Linked DNA regions of Homo sapiens: region 2 is linked to region 1. Evidence: read pairs that join two places in POLR2A ChIA-PET (ENCODE). Cell type or tissue: PC-9. All regions are shown on one strand.

Region 1 (5,000 bases):
ATTGTTTCCTTTCTCATGAAGTATTTTTGGCACTCCACAGGAGGTGATACCTTCGCCTGTACCCCCGGGCCCAGTCAAATGTAGGAAAAGAGAACAGCCAGTCTGTCTGCCACTCTGAGGCATTAGTCAGTGCATAGTAACCTCTTTTATGTAATGTATGAATTGATGTTCATATAAAGATTCCATTGATTACATATCTTGCCAGAGACTTTCATGCAGTCTCTAGAATTTAGAATTCTGAATGTCATCATTGCACAAATAAAATCCCTGAGATTTTTAAACTATTAAGTTTTTTTTGAAGGATGAGATGAACACTGAACTGAAGCATGGAATTTTGACCGAAAGGCCCATTTCAAAATAAATACCCATTATATTCATGTCTCTTTTATCCTATCAAAAAGAAATAGATGGTTATATTTGGCTACAGAGTCACTGTTAACTGGCTATTTTACTTTGGAGGAAAGTCTATTTATTTGGTGGGGGTAGAGATAATGAGCACAGGGAATTTTATTGACAAATGTTCGAGTGAATAGTTAGATGGGTTTCACTGCTGATCTAATTCAGTTGTTAAAATGGCTTGGACACAACCACACCAAATCCATTATTTTTCAGTATAACACGAGTATTATATAAGAGTTCTCATACTTAACCCAGTGAATGGTATTCTGCCTCTTGTGGAGGATTGGAAATTGGGAGAGCATGGAAACCAAAATTAAAGGAAACATGTCAACTATCCAAGCTAGTACTCTAACCCAGGAGCCTCCACTCCACCTAGTGTGTCCAGTAGAAACACCTGTGGAATTTTTCAAAGAAATCACTGAAAGCCTTGCCCTGTCTAGACCAGTGGTTTTCAAGCTTCAGCAGCAGCATCATTCTCCAGAGGGCTTATTAAAACATAGATTTCTGCTCCCACCCACTTCTTCACCCACATTTCTGATTCAGTGGGTCTGAGATAGGGCCTGAGAATTTGCATTTCTAAAGGGTTGTCAGGTGATGAGTTAAGAATCACAGCTCTACACAAATTGAGCCAGCATTTCTGAGATTAGGGCCCTGCATTGGTACTTTAAATATTGCAGATGATTCTAATGAAAAGTCAGGGGTAAGAACCACAGGGAGCTCCTCTACATAAGAAACAGAAATGTAGTGTTGTCATTTCTAGGCTCTTCTTGTTGACTTTTAGGTAGAGATGATAATAGGGCCTACAGGGCAGAGAAAAACATGGAAGCACTAAAGATTGGCTTAACTGAAAACTAGATATCCAGCCGTCTGAGTAATCGAAAATAAGTTTTATTGCCGTCTGTAGTCACTGCTCATTTCCAAATGGGCCAGTATTTTCTAACATTACCACTGTGGAATGAACATTGCTAATGGATCTGATTAAACCACTGCTTCTCAGACTTGGCTGTCTATTGAAATTACCTGGTAAACTTTCGAAAACACTAACACCTAGATTTGTTCCCAGCGATTCATATTAAATGGTCCAGCTAGGCATAAGGATTTTTAAAAGCCCTCCAGATGGTTCTAATATGCAACCAAATTTAAGAACCATCATGAACAGTGACTTCAGGCAAAACCAAGATGATTTGCTTTGTATATCTAGTCATCTTTGGGCTAGTTCCTGTGGTGATAAAGCTGGCTGATTTGCTTTTGAAGCTGTTGCCCTGTTGGTCAGAGCTAGTATATAGGAAGCGTGTTTTAGTCCACTTGTGATGCTGTCATAAAATACCTCACACTGGGTAATATATAAACAATAGAAGTTATTTCTCGCAGTTCTTGAGGCTGGGAAGTCCCAGATCAAGGTGCCGGCAGGTTCTAGAAGGGCATAGACTCTCTGCTTTCAAGGTGACACCTTGCTGCTGCATCCTCTGGAGGGGAGGAACACTGTGGCCTCACGTGGCAGAAGACAAAAGGCGGGGAAGGGAACAGACCCACTCCCTCAAACCCTTTTATAAGGGTCCTAATCCCATTCTTGAGGGCTCCAGACTCATGACTTAATCACCCCTTAAATGCCCCACCTCTTAATATCCTCACATTGGTGATTAAGTTGCATATGAACTCTGGGGGACACATTCGGACCATAGCAAAATGTGACTGCTTCTCCTGGTACTGACTGAGCTTTGAGGTAACCTTAGTGGAGATAATGCAGAGGAAAAAGGAATGTGAACTGGTATTCTGTGTAGGCTCTGGGCCACGTTTGATGGTATACAAGTATATCCCTGTCAAAAAGAAAAAGCAAGGGACCAGAAACACTGCTTGAATGCCTCACAGAGAAAAGAGGAAGTTCCATCTTGATACTTTCTTTTGAGGTCATAATCTATCATTTCAAAGTCCAGATACCTAAAGGTATTGCAGAGTGGTCTCTACACAATTTATCCTTTTCTCTTTTTTCCCCTCTACTTTTATCTTTCTGTCCTTCAATTTAAAGGGATAAATAGAAAGTCATGCACTGAGGTTCAGAACACAAAACAACCATGCTAGGCCCCTTGGGGAATTACAAAGTGAAAGATAGGAATCTGGTTTCTTCTTTCAGGGAGCAGGCGGTTTAGTTGGGCTGATAGGATCTGAACATATCAGATGTCAAAATTAGCAGGACAAAGGTAAGTGCCAAGTGGAACCTGGCATTAAGCACTGTGGGAGTTTACAGGAAGAAGAGCTACTGGGGACTGAGGTAGCCAGCAAAAGCATCACGTGCTGAGAAGATTGCAGTAGCTCTACAACTTGGAACTGGAGGTCCAGCATTGAAGAGAACATGTCTTCCAGGAACTCACTCAGAGCAAAGGCATAGAGACAAGACTCCCCAGGTGTGCTCAGTGGATGGGGAGAGAGCTGACCTGGGAGTAGCAACTAGTTTGTATGAGAGAATTAGGGACCCAAAATAGTGGAGCCAGGTGATTTTTGTGGGGCCTTGAGCATCAGGTAAGGAGTGGGAACTTAAAGCTGTAAGCTGAGAAGGGGTGAGGCCACACTCAGCTTCCTGCTTGGCCAGCCCTATTTCCCACGAGTCTTCTGCTCTTTCCTCCAGGTTTTCTTCAGATTTTTCTAACAATGAAAATAATGCCATTTTATTAATAAATTAAAATAGAAAATGTATTTCACTAGTAGCTAACTCTAGATTTTTCTGTTAGTAGTCTGAAGCAGCTCTAGGACTACCAATGGGCTTAGGAAGGGCAACTGAGACACTGCTATGGAAATTCTAAGACATTCCTGGGTTTTTTTGGTTTGCTTTGTGACATAGTTAACTGGGTTTAAATTATCACCTGATGTGAAAATAATTTGTTGAAAGTGAAAAAAATCACCTCATCTAAGTATTCAATCTTATAAACGCAGAATAAGTGCACACCCCAAATTGCTTAGGGGATTCACTGAATGTCAAGAATTTTCTAAAGCTAACCTCAGTCACATGCATGTGCATAGAGACATAGTGTATCTTAGCGACTGACATTCAGGGATTCAGACTTGTTTTGAGTTATTGTTTGGCCAAGTAAGTGTCAGGAAAGCTTTCTCCTGACTGGAATCACTCTTTTGGCAGTGGCGGCATCAGCTGGACACACCTCTAGCTAACTCAGGTTCCCTGTCTCTCTTCTTTTCAGAAGGTGTGTGATATAAGGGCGTTCTCCTCCATTACATTATTTGTGCCTCTGGTGCTTCCAGATTCATAGTACTATACTCCCTTCCTAGAAATGGGAGCTTAAGATGCTCTCCATAACTGACTCTGGTTGCTTTACTTGCTTGGCTTCCATTTCATCTTTGATCTCTGAGCACTTCCTTTGCAACAACTTTAATTTCATCAGCTACTCATTATAAATCTGTTCAATTTTCTTGATTTTGTGAACCAGAATGGAAAAGGATCTTGAAATCACATTACGTTAGGAGCCAATTGAAGGAACTGATGATCTAAAACAAGAGTTGAATGTCGTGTGCTTGGATCTACGTTTGCCCATGACTTTTCTCTGTGCTGCAAGATGAAAAGATCCTAGAGAGAGGGACTGTAAAAATGGTTATTAAAAGTCTATGGAATTAAATGTGAAGTCAAAGACATTCCAGTTTTTAAAAAGGCTTGTTTTGTGGAGGATAGCTAAGCCAAAGACATTATGTTCCTCCTTAATTATGAAGTACAGATGCCTCCCTCTAAGGCAAAATCTCCATTTGAAAATACTGCTGATATATAATCAGAAAAAGAAAATTATTGAGTTAGAGGACACATATTCTTTTGGCTCCAGCTTCTATGCTCTTCACTGTTTTTCTGTAAAAGTAAAGAAAAAGCTGGACATATCCCTTGATGGCTTTTTCCAGATTGGTTGCCTGATGGTTCTTGCTACAAGCAGGAAATGTAAATGTGATCCTCAGCTCAACTGAAGACAAGACCATAGTTACAAATTTTCAGGAACGATTTCTTTATTGTTGACTTTTTTCAGACATAGCCCAGGCTGAAACAGACAACCTTTGTGTTTGACTTAACCTAAGGGTGGAATTTTCTTCCTTTTAGGCAATTTTACAGTTAGAATATAGCCCTCCAATTTTTTTTCATTTATACAGGAGTCTCTGTTGTCTCTCTGAATCCCATGGGGACCCAACGCCTTGCAATTTATTATGGCTTATCTTTTAACATTGTTCTTTCCCTAGGATAGAGAAATCAATACCTTATCCAGTGTTGGCCCTTGACACTTTCCTTTCTGGAGAATTCATTTGTAATTTACAAAAAGTGCTGGTTACATTTTATCCAACACTTCTGGCTGCTATGTAATAAGATGTTTTTCAGATGATCTCTCATCATATTATTGTCATATTGCTAAGTGAAAGTCTTAGACATCCTCCTTTTTAAAAGTAATTTTAAAGTTGAATATACATACCGCAAAGTGAAGAGATCATAAGTGCACAATTTGTGAATGTTTACAAAGTGAACATGCTGTGTTTCCACCCATATGAAGCAATAGAACCCCAGAGGCTGCTAGGGTGCCCCAGTCATTATACTCCATCCCCAAAGGTAACAATGTTGAGAC
Region 2 (5,000 bases), 580 kb before region 1:
CAAGACACAATACTCCTCACCAGTACATTTTCTGGATGTTATTTATGGACCAATAAATTTTGAATTGACAGTGGCATCTAGATCAGTGCTGTTCAATAAAAATATCTCATGAGCTACATATGTAATTCAAACATTTCTGGAAGTCAATGTAAAAAAGGAAAAAGAAACACAGGTGATGTTTTATTCAATTATTTAATATATTTTATTTAACCCAATATATCCAAAGCATTTCCATTTCAACATGTAACCAATAAAAATAATTATTAATGAAATATTTTACAGTCATTTTCACACTGTCTTCAAAGTCCTGTTTGTATTTTACACTGACTGCTCATTTTGTTATGGACATTAAATTTTTATTAGAAATACTTGATCTGTGTTTAGATTTTATAAAATTTACAGTTGAAAATGTGGATTTACCAAGTTGTTCTAAACACACTTAAAAGTTTCCAATAACTCAATCAGGTATCACCTTCTAAATTTAAATTGTAATTAATTAAATGAAATAAAATGAAAAATTCAGTTTCTCAGTCATACTCAACCCATTTCAAGTGCTCAGTAGCTATTTGTGGCTAGTAGCTATTGTCTTGGACCATGCAGATCTAGAAAGTCTAAGACCAACAGCACCAACTAATTGCCACGATTATTTGATTTGCTTTGTGTCCAAAGATGATTCCAGGTTAGTCCAATGATAAAAATCCTTGGCTTGACCGTCAAGTTTTTTGCATGATTGGATCCTAAATTGCCTTTTGACTGAATTGCTTATTAATTCCACTCTAGTCACTCAGGCTTCCTCACTGTTTTTGGGCACGTAAACTTAACGTGCACTGTGACTCTTGCTGTCCTCCACCTTCAAGATTTAAAGAACAGGCAAGTTTATTGGCTCATGAACAAGAAGTCTAGAGCACAGTGGGCTTTGGTTTTGGTGGATCCCAGTGGCTTGATCATGTCACCAAGGACCCAGCCTCATGGTTTTTGTCATATGCATCTTTGGCTTCATCTCTGGTCTAGTTTTCCAAGAAGTCATAGAGTATTTCCTATAGCAATTGGAGCTGGATGTTATCCTCCAGCTGGAGATGGAAAGGCAGAGTAACACAATTTCTTTCCAAAAATTTGGCAAACTTTTCCTTTTGTCTCCTTGACATTTATCTTGCTCATCCCTGAACCAGTCACTGGGAAAAAGAATGGGGTGGTCACGTTTGACTGAGGCTAATCAAGACCCATTCTTGTATTTGGGAACAATTCTCCAAACCACATTCTTCCTACACAATAGGAGAAGGGGGAAACACATCATCTCAATAACCAAAACACCTCTTTTTGGTTTTTCACTTCTTTTATCTTTTTTTATTGTGGTAAAATAGATACAACATAAAATGTACCATTTTAACCATTTTAAAGTGTACGGTTCGGTGGCATTAACTATGATTACACTGTTATGCAGTCATCACCATCATCTATCTCTAGAATATTTTCCATCTTCCTGAACTGAAATTCCATACCCATTAAATAATAACTCCCCATTCCCTCTCCCTCCCGTATCCTGGCAACCACCATTCTACTTCCTGTCCCAGGAACTTGACTACTCTAGGTACCTCATGTAAGTGGACTCATATAGCATTTGCCCATTTGTGACTGGCTTATTTTCACTTAGCATAATGTCTTCAAGCTTCATCTATGTGGTAGCATAAGTTAGTACTTCTTTTTAGGGCTGAATAATATTCCATTGCATATATACACCACATTTTGTTTACCTATTCATCAGTTGATGGACATTTGGGTTGCTTCCATCTTTTGGCTATTGTGAATACTGCTGCTATGAACACAAGTGCACAGATACCTGTTTGAGTACCTGATTTCAATCTTTTTGGGGGTATATACCTAGAAGTAGAATTGCTGGATCATATGGAAATTCTATTTTTAATTTTTTGATGAACCACCATACTTTTTTCCATAGCAGTTGTACCATTTTACATTCCATTAACCATGCACAAGAGCTTTTATTTCTTCATGTCTTGGTCAACACTTCTTTTCTTTTCTTTCTTTCTTTTTTTTTTTTGGTAGTAGCCATTCTAATGGGTGTGAAGTGGTATCTCATTGTGATTTTGATTTGCATTTTCCTGATGATTAGTGATATTGCATACTTTTTATGTGCTTATTGGCTATTTGTATATCTTTTTTGAAAAAATGTCTTTTCAAGTCCTTTGCCCATTTTTTTTTAACAACTGGCGATCAATTTATTAAAATAGTTGACTTAAGCATCTCCAATGATGACTTCCACCTCAACTCCTGGCTCCATACTGATGGAAGTAATCTGCTTAATCTCAGAAGGGCTGTGCAAGTCAATGAGTTGCTTGTGGATTCTCATCTGGAAATGATCCCATGTCTTAGAACCTTCACCAAAAGGAGTTTTTCTTGTAGCGATTCTCGAAGTCTTAGTAGGCATTTGAACTGGTCCTTTCACTTTGAGATTCCTTTCCTTTGCTCCTCTGATCAAGTCAGCACACACCTCCTCCAGGGATTTTAAGCTGTGGCTCATAAACAGTGATTCGAATTCAGTGAATTGCCACCTCCGGCTCCAAGGGTGTTTTTCCAGTATCTTTAAAAGCCACAGCTGCTGCGTGGCTTCCTGACCGACTGGTTCCTTGGCGAGAGCAACAGCAGTGAGTCAGGAGCAGGAGCAGAAGCGGGCAGACCACAGCTCGGCACCACTTTCGACGGTGTCTTCCTCAAAGAGCTCTAACTTTTTTTTTTTTTTTTTTTTTTTTTTTTGAGACGGAGTCTCCCTCTGTAGCCCAGGCCGGAGTGCAGTGGCGTGATCTCAGCTCACTGTAACCTTTGCCTCCCAAGTTCAAGCGATTCTCCTGCCTCAGCCTCCCGAGTAGCTGGGATTATAGGCATGCACCACCACACCCGGCTGAAGTATTTTTAGTAAAGATGGGGTTTCACCATGTTGGCCAGGCTGGTCTGGAACTCCTGACCTCAAGTGATCCGCCCACTTTGGCCTTTCAAAATGCTTGGATTACAGGTGTGAGCCACTGCACCCTGCCCAAGAGCTCTAATTTTTAAATAGCTTATTTACAAAGCACTCTATGCTTCAGGTCAAACATTTGTCAAGCATCTGCAATATGCCAAGAACTATACAGATTTCATTACCTAATTTTAAAATTAAATTAAGACCCAGAGAGGTAATAGGATCTATATAAGAATGCTCGAAATAGTGAAAATAGCCCTGTATCTGGAGGTTTAGCTCTGCCACTATCATGATTTCTACTGTACAATATACCCATGCAAGTCACTTTAAATTATTTCATAGGTTAAAGGCCTTTTTACTAAAAAAGAAAGAAAAAATTTTAAATTAAGTCCTTACTCGTGCCAGGACCTGTGCTAAAGTGTGTGTGTGTGTGTGTGTGTGTGTGTGTATATATATAACGTTTCTCATTTAAATCTCCTGAAACCTCTGTAAGATAGGTTCTGTTATTATCCCCATTTTACAGATGGAAACATGAGCTTAGAAATGCTAAGTCACTAGCTAGAAATAATGCAGCTAGTAGGTGACAATTATTTGAATAGAGTCTGACATCAGAGACTGTACTCTTTAAAGCACACACACAGTATTTGGATACTCTTGTATCACAGATAATATAGGGAATTTCAACATGTAAAACAATTCAATTAGTTCACAATTTTAGTCAATTTGGTACATATCATTCACATGCTTATAAACAGAAAATAATAGGAAAAATCAGTCAACAAACACCTGGGGAGAGAGGGAAAAGGCAACTTCATTTCTCTTTTGATAGGATTCTAAATACCACAAATAGGAGAAAACAGCCAAATCAAAAGTTAGGAAATCTGTAACTTCAACCTTCATAAAGCGTAAAGTGTGTCTTTAAGAAGCAAAGATTTAGGGAAGTGCCATTTGGGCACCTCTCACTCTCAAAAATGAGAGAGCTGTTCTCCTTTTTCTTTTTTTTTTTTTTTGCGACAGAGTCTCATTCTGTCACCTAGGCTGGAGTGCAGTGGTGCGATCTTGGCTCACTGCAACCTCCGCCTCCCGGGTTCAAGTGATTCTCCTGACTCAGCCTCCTGAGTAGCTGGGATTACAGGCGCATGCCACCATGCCCGGCTAATTTTTGCATTTTTAGTACAGACAGGGTTTCACCATTCTGATCAGGCTGGTCTCAAACTTCTGACCTTGTGACCCACCTGCCTCGGCCTCCCAAAGTGCTGGGATTACAGGTGTGAGACACCGAGCCCGGCCCTGTTCTCCTTTTTCTTTCTTTTGCCTATTAAACCTCTGCTCTTAAAACGCACCTCCCCCTCTGGCCCTGCCCCCCCCCAAAAAAAGAGGCAAAGATTTAAAAAGTTAACAGGAAAAGACTACTTTATCACATTTAGCTTGAATGCTAAGTAGTAACATTTACTAAGGTCCACAGTTTACTGCTTACTACACAGTTTACCACTTTACTACACAATAACCCACCCTGGACTGATGGCTTCTTCAGGAACACTGAGAGAATGTAAAATACAGGAATCCTGATAATTCTGCATTCTTCGAGCAATCATTATAATCAAGCTGATGTTTTTATCCGTCATCATTGTGTATAGTTCCTTTGTTGTAATTGCTCCTTTCTCTTTGGTCTCACATTTTTTCACTCTTTTCACCATTGCTCTTTTGGGTTTTGTCTTTGGAATCCAATACATTCTCCAAAGAAACTTTAGCCAATGTGCCACCATCCTCTCTTCCTGTTTCCTGCCTTTTTTGTTGTAGTTGCTGTGCTTCCTTCTGCCTGTCCTTTTCCTCAAGTTATTTCCGGACTTCAGCTTCTTTATATCTTAGTTTAAGGCTCTCAGAGAGTCTTTCAGCTTCTTCAATGGCTTTTTTGATGTTTGCAGTTCCAAGTATTGAATGGACGTAATCCTCTTAGTGCTTATTTTCTCTGGTTTAACTTCTGTCTTCTTATTGAGGTCTTTTAGTGAAGAACTCAGGTAGAGTTCTT

What was found. Peaks named below come from ENCODE experiments on the same cell type or tissue, not always from the same donor. Only the 100,000 strongest peaks of a DNase experiment are listed, where the experiment ranks them.
Region 2: POLR2A ChIA-PET joins it to region 1 with 5 read pairs; 1 of 35 experiments calls an interaction of 5 or more read pairs at or near these places.

Annotation. Positions count from the first base shown.
Region 1 is chr2:149,449,337-149,454,336 of GRCh38, forward strand. The region is part of intron 3 of LYPD6 (LY6/PLAUR domain containing 6); the gene reads left to right. Among named protein-coding and RNA genes, the nearest start is that of LYPD6, 120 kb to the left of the region's middle. RefSeq lists an enhancer at 809-1,349. In PC-9, no CTCF peak of the experiment used is centred here; a DNase peak (open chromatin) is centred at 2,605.
Region 2 is chr2:148,867,773-148,872,772 of GRCh38, forward strand. It overlaps the pseudogene RPS20P13 and the pseudogene USP8P2. Among named protein-coding and RNA genes, the nearest start is that of KIF5C, 5.0 kb to the right of the region's middle. In PC-9, no CTCF peak of the experiment used is centred here; DNase peaks (open chromatin) are centred at 2,629 and 2,959; H3K4me3 peaks cover 636 bases; H3K27ac peaks cover 864 bases.